Linked DNA regions of Homo sapiens: region 2 is linked to region 1. Evidence: chromatin loops called from intact Hi-C (ENCODE). Cell type or tissue: dorsolateral prefrontal cortex. All regions are shown on one strand.

Region 1 (5,000 bases):
GCAGATAACAGCAGGGCTGGGGAACCCACAGTGGGGAGGACTAACTCCACCGGCATAACTCTGGGCAGAGGGGAGAGGAACTGTGGGGAAGGGGATGGTGAAGGCTAGTCTTGGGGGAGTGCAGAGGTAGAGATGGGAAGATGGAAAGGCAGGAGAAGAGGCCTCCCTCCTGAGACATGGCCACAGCCCCGGGAGCTGGCACCCCTATTTGGCCTAAACATACCTATGTGACAGGCCCTTCAACTGCCTGCCCCATCTGTGTGCACCAGCTTCAGGTACTCCGTGCACTTGGGGTACAGTGCTGGCATGCGTGAGCCCATGAAATGCTCAGAACAACCCTATGAAGTAGGTATCACACCATCATCCCCACAGTACAATGGGGAAACTGAGTCCAATGGGAAAAGAGAGAGAATTGACTTGTCCAACATCACACTGTTGGTAAGTGATGGGGCTGGAATCCAAACTCAGGGGTCAGAGTCAAAAGTGGCGTTTACAGAAAGTGCTTTCTCTTCCTGTGTGATCACAATGAATCCTCACAATAGCCCACGAGGCAGGCTACCACAGGTTCACTGGGGTCAGTGAAGGGGTGGTGGGTGAAAGATTCCTCCCCATTTACCCATCCCTCCCTTCCTCCCTCAATCCACCCAGTCAGCCATCTACCATCCACTGAGTAGATGTACATTGAGTTGCTACTATGTGCCGGGGAAGTGCCAGGGAGTGCAAGGTGCAAATAACCATGGGCACACAGGTGAGTGGTTTTTACAGAATGAAATTGAGGCTTGGAGATGCCAGTGACAAGGCCAAGCATCCTCGGGAGATTTCAAGCTGTTTCCAGCTTTGTAGTTCAGGGCCTGCACCCCATGCCCAGCCCCAGGGCTCAGGGAAACAAGGACGGGGTGATGGGTTTCCTGCCGCTTCTCTTCTCCTGCTGCATCCCAGTCCTGGTCCCCTGTATCACCATTCCCTGCCTCATCTCCGTCTGGACACTGAGGCTGATATGAGAAACATGGATGACATAGGCCAACCCAGAGACAAGGAGGAGATGCTGAACTCTGGGGAATGTCTGGCGGTTGCCTGCCTCCTCCCCACCAGGGAGCTCCAGCCCCTTTGAATGCTGTACCCTGGCTGGGAATGGGCTCACCCCTTGTGGTGTCCCAACTTCCCTGAACTAACTTCATTTCCCTTTTTTTCTTTGTCCTCTGTGAGCCCCCATCCTATTGACTGGCTCATTTGTCCTGGAAGAGGACAGCCCAGTGACACCTGCCATGCTCACCCCATCACTGATGCTTCTGCAGAGGCTGGGTTGGTTTCTGCCTTGGCCAGCTCCCTGGAGACCTTGGGAAAGTCACCCCCCTCTCCAAGGTGCTAGGTTCTCCTTGGAAAACTGTGATGATGAATTTGGAAGCCAAAGGTGGTTGTAAGAATTCACAGTACCATGGGAGCTATTATTATCAGCAGCATCAGATATTGGAAATAAGTGGATGCCCAGCCCACATTCACCAGTTATGAATGGAGCAGGGTATAGGGGAGAACCATGGACACATGGCTTGGGTAGCGTGGATACAAACATCTTTCCCCTAAACAGACCCAAATTCTAACAAATTGCCACAATTTTGTGGTAACTGAGCCTAATAACTACTAGGATTGAGGTTTTACCATGTACCAGACTCCACTATACCTTTCTCCTACCTGTCCTCTTATTTAATCCTTACCTAGGAGGTGGGTATTATTATTATCCCATTTTACAGATGAGGAAACTGAAGCGTGGGCAGGGTAACTAACTCGTCTGAGTTCATTTACCTGGTTAGCAAAACATGGCTATGATTTAGCCCCAAGTCAGCTGGACCCCAAACCAGAGCTCCTGATACGACACCTATCCGTGGGGTGTGGCACCAGAGACAGGAAGCGCCGTGCCCCAGTCTGCAAAGTCTCCAGCCCAGTGCTGCTCTTCCCTGAACCAGGCAGCGAGGCACAGAGGCCCAGGAAGTTGGCTAAACTTCTTCCCTGAGCCAGCTGGAGGCCCTTGGGGATGGCCCAGGCCGGCCATCCCTTGACAGATGGGAGCCCTGAGGCCCAGAAAGGCACAGAGATGGGACCGAGGTCACGCAGTGCCTCGGGGCTTTCCTCGGCGGACCCCTGCCCGGGCCAGACAGCTTTATTAATCTCGCCCCTCCTGTCGCCCAGATGGCGGCTCAGCCCCATCTGCACGGAGCAGGGGCCCAGGAGGGGCTCTCTGATTAAGAAGAACAGCTCAGTTCATAAATCACTCCTTTTACTTTCACTCCCCCCCGCCCCCAGGCATGCTTTCTAGAGAGAAGGAAAGGAGGCGGCCGGACAAGAGAGATGGAGAAGCCCCCAGTGGAGGAAGGTTTGGGCTGGTGCAGAGCCGAGAAAGGGCTTGCACGTGCCCTGGCCAGGAGAGGGCGCTGTGGCCAAGGGCAGAGCCTCAGAGGACCGTGTGTTCCCCTGCAACTGCGTTCCCACCAGTGGGGGATCTGCCTGTGCCAGCCATAAGCCTGAGCCAGACGCCTCACCTCCAGAGCCTCACCTCCGCATCTGGGAGGTGGGGATGTTCAGAACTAACTTCTAGGATCCTTTCCAGGAGGATGCAAGGGGATGATGAGGGTGAAAGGACTTGACAGGCTGCACACCCCGTTCCCTCCTTCCTGCGCTCCCGGCACCAACAGCGCCAGCCCTGGGCTTGGTCCAAGGCATAGGGACCAAGGGCTGCCCTTCCTCAAGGACTCACTCAAGTCTAGTGAGACTCAATCACCGCAGTCCCTACTTGGAGAGAAGTGTTAATGGCCACATTAACCCAGTGTCCTGGGCTTGCCAGGCAAGATACAGAAACGAAACCCTGACTGCCAGGGTGAGGCTGGGGTCGGGAGAGCCTAGAATCAGGGAGGCCATGTGGGGAGGACTGGGACAGGGTCAGCATTTACTAAGGCCTGATATTAACGCAAGGCAATGTATTATGGGCGTTCACTTAAAATGATCTCACTTGATCCTCCAAAAAGCTCTACAAAGTAGACGATATTATCATCATTCCCTTTTAGGGATGAGGAAACTAAAGCTTCATGGGGCTAGAAAGGTCCCAGAGCTGGGAAGAGATGGAGCTGGGATTTGTAGCCAGGTTTTGCTGGACTGCAAACCCACATCTTTTCCTTGGTCAGGACGCCGGCCCGAGGCCTAGAAGACTAACAATGATTCTTGCCATCAGGTTCAAGGCTGATGGGGAGGACTTATTTGCTCACTGGCTGTGCCTGCTGGGCCTCATCCCAAGACAGACGGTCTCATAAACAAGCAATTGGCCTGAGATCCTGGCGTGCCTGGTGCTGGCACCAACATGGGGACATGGTCACAGCTGAGCGGGGGATAAAATCTAATTAGGCTCCTGAGGGGCGGGTGCCTTAAGGATTAACCAGGAGCACAGCCTGCTGTGGATGCAATTGGATCCTAAATGACAGCCTCCCCTGCCCCCGCCGGCTCATGGAGCTGTGAATGTCAAGGTGGCACAGAGCATCTGCAGGCTCTGGGAAGGACCCCTCTCTAGTCTGTGAGTTGAGCCAGGATGGGCACCCTGTCCCTGCCACCAGCCCTTTCCTCTGTCCCATGTAGAACACCCACAGGGCCATCAGAGAATCGTCAAAGAAGGAAGCATCTTAGTGAAGGTTGTCTCCAACTCCTCATTTCACACTGCGGGAGCTGAGGCCCAGAGAGGGACGGGCTCTTGCCCAGAGTCACACAGCACAGCTAGAACGAGGACCTCCTGACATGAAGCCCGCTGCTCTTCCCACCAATTGAGGCAGCCTCCCAGGACTTATTACACCTGCACGTAGGTAACTCCTGAAAGTGCTTTATACACTTTATGTCATCAGACCCTCTCAACTACCCTGCGAGGTGAGCAGTCATGTTTTACAGATGAGGAAACTGCGGCTCACTAGCCTGAAGTCACACAGTAGGTTGGAGGACCTGCTGGGACAAAATAAGGTTCCTGGCTCTTCTGCCCTGGCTGTCTTCCAGAGGACTCTGAGCCCCCAATCCCCAGGGTCACCCTCAAACAATCCATGCCTCCCATCCCCCATAGACCGGGGCTGGACTTAAGCCACAGAAGGTGCCAGTCCCAGACACAGGTCGGAGGTCCCTCTGCCTGTCTTAGGCACTAGACATTGTACTGAGACCACCTGTTTGCAAAGGCCTCTGCGGACAAAGCTCTTTGCCCTCTTTCAGGGACTGTTACTTTGCCACTTTGTCAGAAGGCAAGGCAACCTGGGAAACCCACGCAGTTTGAAATTGGGGGGAGCACAGAAGCACGGAGGTCACTCCATTAGGAAGAGTGTTTGGCCTGAGGACACTAGCGTCCACCTCCAACAGCCAAGTGTAGTTGAAGCAGGCCAAGCAACCAAGTCCAGGGGCCTGGGAGGAATGGCGCGGGTCAGAGTGAAGCCACCCTCTCTGCTCAGGATGCCTACCTACACCCTGTCATGTGAGCCCAGCAGAGCCCTGCAGGAAAGGTGCCTGGCAGCCAAACTGGTGATCTGGGGAAAGGCAGGTACCAGGAGGAGAGAAGCAGACATCCAGGTGTGGCAGGGAAACCCCAGTTCTGGGAGATGGTATAAGCACCAGGGGATAGGAAGGAAGGTTGACTCAGCCTGCTGTGGGGAGAGCAGACAGCCCCGCAGCCTCCCACAGCCTTGGGGAAGGGGCTGTAGGCACAAGGGGGCAGGTGGCCTGGCTGCTTCCCTGGGGTTCAGAGAGCATCCACTCAGTGGCCTCCCTGAGTAGTCAAAGAACAAGCTTCCTCCAACCAACCACTATTCTTGTGGTAATTCACACCATAACACTCTTGATTCATTCACTCCTGCCTACGTTCGTGCTTTTGTTCATTTCCCATTTAGTGAGCATCCTTGGCCTTTGCAGGAGCCTCACTGGCCAGAAAGAATGGAAGGAGTGACCCCTAGACCTGAGGTCTGGGGGATCAGCCAGCAGCAGCCTCTGAA
Region 2 (5,000 bases), 180 kb after region 1:
GGGTAAGCGGCAAAGCCAGATAAGTAGATAGGGAAGCTCACAAAATGCCAAACTGAAGAGTTTGGCCTTTATAAGGAGTTCTGGAGAGTGGGGTTTCAAGCAGGGTCGTGAATTCATTTGTTCATTCAAAGAGGAAACATTTTAAAAATGTTTACTATGGGCTAGGGAGAGTCCTGTGTTCTGGGATCTGTGTTTGGAGATCACTCCTAGCAGATAAGAAAGGTGCCTGGGTTAAATCCTGACTCCCAGCAGACTTTCTGTGGTTGTCTGTCAATGAAATGAATGAATGAATAAATTTTTTTAAATGGTTCTTATTGGTTTACCCAGCAATCTAGACATGAAACTTTGAAACATTGAGTGGAAGCTCTGACCCCCATTCCTCTACAGACCCCCACTGCATTTTTGTCTGAGCTTCCTGGCAGCCAAGGGAAAAAAGGAGATAATGGGATCTATAGCTCTCATTTGTCTTCAGGAAAAAAAAAATGTTAAGTTCTTTGAGAGAGAAATTCTACTTCCTGGCATCACCTTTTGGGAGGAATTTATCTCTTGGCGGCAAAGCAGTAGCTCTTATTTTTTCACTAAGCAGGAGCTGCAGGTTGCCTGGGAATCCCAGCCTGCCTAGATGGCAACACCACCTTGAAATGGAAAACATTGCCAGCTTCCTTTCCCAACAATAGGCCGTCACCTGCCCGGGTGTAAATACAGCTTATAGTTCAGAGGCAAGTTGCTAAGCATATGCGAGACCATATGGAGGGCCCTGGGAGGGCAGCCACCACTGATAAACACTTCCAGCAGCCAACCTGCCACTGCTGCTGCAGCCACTACTCCTCAGGGTCCCCACCGAATAGCCAGGGCCACCGCATCTGGGCCTCGGCTTGGGACAGGACACCCCACCTGGCTACTCTCCTGGGGAGACAAGGGGCCGAGTTCTGGTGACTTTCTAGGGCAGACTGGGATTTTCTCTGGGTCTTTTACATGGCAGAGGGCCCAAGGCTTGCCTGGAGTAGGGCTGGGAGCCGGTCTCTGTAGCTCAGCCCGTGCCGTCTGCCAATCTGATCATCTTTCGGCCTCAATTGCCTCCCTCTTCTTCTCCTGATTGTCTGTTTCTGACTTGTTTTCTTCCTCTCACGTTTGCTCACACTCACTCTGGCCTCTCTCTGGCTGACGCCCTCTCTGTGTCCCCACTTGTTGATTCTGTTTCTATGCCCCGTTTTTCTCCGACCCCTCCCCTTGCTCTTTGTTGCTGTTTCTCCCTCCACCTCTGCCCCATTTCTACTTCATCCTCCCCTGTGAGCTCTTCCCTTTCCCTCTGTCTCTCCACTCATCCTTGTGTGTCTCTCAGTCTCTGTGTTGCTGTTTTTCCTTCTGTCTTCTGCCAGTTCTCTTTTTCTATGTAGGTATCACGTTCTCTCTCTCTCCCTCCCCATCTCTGTGGTTTCTCCATCAAACAGCCTCTCTCTCTCTCTCGTTCTCTCTCCCTCTCCCTCCCCTGCCCTCCCTGCTCAGCTCCTGGGCCTCTGCTGTCTTTTATCACTATCAGCCCCTTTCTCTATACCTCTCACTTGTTTTTCTTTCCTGATTCTCAGAGAAGGGGGCTGGAGCCCAGGGCCCCTGTGCTGTGGGAAACACAAGGACACTTCGTGAGCTCCGAGCTCTGAGTCTATGCCTTACAGATCCCCCTTTCCTGCAGCTGGTGCTCTCCTGGCCTCTGGGACACTCACTCCCCACCTCTCCCATCCCCCACCCGATACATATACACATGGAGTGGTCCCAAAGCCCAGCCTGGCCTGCTGGCCTCTCTGTGGGCCTGGCTTCATTCCACTCGTTGCTCCTCCCACCCCCAGTGCCTGGTTTCCATGGTTACCCTGGCTCTCAGAGGCCATAGTGGATGTCTGGTCCTGGTGGCTTAGACTAACTGGGATCAGGAGCCTCCCTCCTCCTCTCTACCCTGGAGAACCCACCATAAGGCTCTAAGGGTCCACCTAGTTCTCAAAAGGATATTGCCAGTATTTGCCAGTATTTGTTTTCTAGAAAGGTTAGAATCGTGGCCAGCTCATCCCTGCTGAGGCCATGACCAAAAGGACATCGTTAGCCAAGTGTGGCTCAGACCAAGATCCAAGCTGCTGAATCCTTACTAACACTCATTCATTCAAGCAATCAAGCAAATATTGGGGGATAGAGGGCTGAATAAAGACAAGTCTCTGCCTTTGAGAAGCCCCCACAGATGATAGGAGCAGAGGGTGCTGGAAATATTGACCTCCTTGTGTCTGAGGCATCAAAAATATCCCCCAGAGGACAGGGTAACAGTTGAGCCTCAGAGGGTAAACAGGGAGAGGAGAAAGAGCTGGCTGGTATTCAAAGCAAATGACACAATTTGTGCAAAGGCACTAGGGTTGGGGACAGGGTGATGGGAAATGTGAGCTCCAAGAGGGTTGTAGCCCTGATGCCTAATTCCGTGTCTGGCAGAGTAGATGCTAAACAAATGCTGAGGGAGGGAGGGAATGAATGGATGAATGGTCTACAAGAGATGCTCAGTGATGGCTGGGAGCACAGGGGGACACGGATGGGCAGAGAGCGAAGAGCTGGGAAGATGCGTCTGGGCAGGTTTCATTAAAGACTCATCCACCCAAGCTGAAGAGTTAGAACTTCATGACTTAGCCAACTAGAGATTTGTTTGTTCCTTCCTTTGTTTTTCTTTCAGAGAAATAACACTCTGGCAGCTGTTTTGAAGATGAACATAAGTTCGAACTTGTAAATTTTACAAGTTCAGGACTAAACTCTTCATCTTCCCCACCTCCCCCCAGAACCTGCAAGAAGCAGGAAGATCCATGGCCTCATCTTTCCAGTTGATTGCAACTCCATCCTTCCAGTGCTCTGGCCAAAAGCCCTGGCGCCATCCCTGACTCATCTTTCTCTCACCCCCTACATTTGATCTGTCAGGAAATCCTGTTAGCTGCACTTGCAAAATGCGCCTGGAATCCAGCCATTTCTCGCCACCTCCTCTGCCACCATCTTCCTCCAAAACACCCTCATCTCTCCCCTGGGCTATTGCAACAGCCCCTCACTTTCAACTCTCATGCTTTCACTGCCTCCTCCTGCCTCCCCTGCTGCAGGTGTATCTCCTCTTATACACTACTCAGAGTGAGCCTGTTAAAATGTTGGTCACGTCACTTCATTCTTCAGCTTGAAACTCTGCGATGGCAGTGTCTCATGCTGAGTCAAAGTCAAAGTCTATGCAAGGTGCAAGGGCCCTGCATGATCCACCTGCTAGCTGCCCCCATCTCCTCTCTGATTTTCTCTCCTACTACACTCGGTCCCCAGGCACATGGAACAGTGAGTCCATTAAACTTCTTTTTTATTTTTTAAATAAATTACCCAGTCTCAGGTATATCTTTATCAGCAGCATGAAAACAGACTAATACAAGCAAGCCCCTAGGGTTTGGCCTACTGTTGAATGTCGAGGCAGGTTCTTGGAGGGGCCCTGAGTGCTCTCCTGGCCTCTGGGACACTCACTCCCAGGTTAAGAATCTTATTCTGTCAGAGGGAAGTTGGAAAGCTAAGCAGTCATCTTTCCCAGACTCCTTTGCAGCTAGGATCTGGGCTATGAATGAGGTTCTATAGGTAAACATGCCCCCATGAGGTGGGGAAGGAGGAAGAGAGGTGGTAGCCACCGAGCTGCAGCTGGAGCGGCCCTAGCATCTGCTCACCAGGTTCACAGGTATGTGGCAATTCCAGTGGCAGCAGCAGCTTCCGCACATCTGAGTCATATCAACAGGCATGACCTTCCAAACCAAAGTCCAGGGGCTGCCCCTGACTGCCCTTCTCCAGCCCTCCCACAGTTTTGCAACCATCTAATTTTCAGTTTTAATTCATTTGCTGCTTAAAATTCATACAGTGCTTTCCATTTCCAGCATTGAATCCTTACAGCCAGTCCTGCTGCATCCTCTGGGCTCCCTGACCCCTCTCCCTGGCCACATCCTCTCCCTTCTCCCCCTCCACAGTCTGAATAATTCCTTCTGGCTGGAGGTGTGGGTGGAGATCATTCTTTATCCATCTACCCACACGCAATCCCCAGATCTATCATCCAGGTACCTGAGTACTTCCTGCCCTTTTGAAACTTCAAGTCTGGAGTCCCTCCCTTTCTGTTCTCAGCTATCTCTGTGCCCCTCTGGGCAGGAAGTCGCATCGTCTGCATGGGTTTGTTCTGAAGGTCCTGGAAGGATTCTCCCCAGCATTCCCATTCTCTAGACTGACCTTTTTCAAAAGCATGTTCTGTGCAAGGGGTGTGAATGGGATTCTTGGAAAACAGAACTCTACCAAGCAGGAAGCTGGTAGTGACTCAACGTTAAAGGGGCTTCTTTATAGCAGGACTTCTCAGAGCCTTTACTGTGGTAAGATAAACTGTGAAACCCCAAGAGGGATATCAGAGCACAGTGCTTGGCACAGCACTTCACACGTAGTGGTCTCTAAATTAACCACAGTCTTTGGTGACCAATTCGTGATTTTGATTCTCAATTGGGTTTAGCTTGGGTGGGATGAAGTGACACTTTTCTGTGTGCTTGAGAGTGGACAAAGCACAAGCTTTCCCTCTGGACAGGTCTGAGTGCAGATCACAGTTCCGCCGCTTACTGTGGAAAACTGACCTCGCCACTCTGAACCTCAGTTTCTTCTTCAGGGACAGGATACCTACCGCTCAGGAGGACTGAGTGGGTGAATGAAATGAAGTACACAGTGGTGCTGGATACACAGTAGCTAAGAGGGTGACCGTCGTCTGGAACCACAGCTCCTCTAATCACAGTCCAGCCCTCCGAGTTCAGCCAGGCTGACACAGTGAGGAGAGCGTGGGTGGGCCTGGCAGGCTGTGCAGGGAATCCCGAGGGACCCTTCTCCTGAATTCCAGTCGTGCCGGCGGGGCTCTTGGGTTTCAATACACAACATCACAGAGCTGCTCTGCTACCCGGACAAATTCCTATAATGGAAGGACTCAGAGATTCCCAAAG

The links. Hi-C counts contacts between places; a loop is a spot of excess contacts. Peaks named below come from ENCODE experiments on the same cell type or tissue, not always from the same donor. Only the 100,000 strongest peaks of a DNase experiment are listed, where the experiment ranks them.
Region 2: it touches region 1 in a loop (2.9-fold over the local background); 90 of 110 quality-filtered maps call a loop at or near these places.

What each region holds. Positions count from the first base shown.
Region 1 is chr11:44,891,762-44,896,761 of GRCh38, reverse strand. All of the region lies in intron 3 of TSPAN18 (tetraspanin 18), which reads right to left. Among named protein-coding and RNA genes, the nearest start is that of TP53I11, 57 kb to the left of the region's middle. RefSeq lists an enhancer at 3,017-3,588. In dorsolateral prefrontal cortex, a CTCF peak has its summit at 2,436 (motif pointing right); DNase peaks (open chromatin) are centred at 2,441 and 3,291; H3K4me3 peaks cover 718 bases; H3K27ac peaks cover 1,005 bases; H3K27me3 peaks cover 722 bases.
Region 2 is chr11:44,708,114-44,713,113 of GRCh38, reverse strand. No RefSeq gene overlaps it. Among named protein-coding and RNA genes, the nearest start is that of LINC02704, 9.3 kb to the right of the region's middle. RefSeq lists silencers at 521-815, 3,621-3,915 and enhancers at 3,621-3,915, 3,564-4,763. In dorsolateral prefrontal cortex, no CTCF peak of the experiment used is centred here; a DNase peak (open chromatin) is centred at 2,938.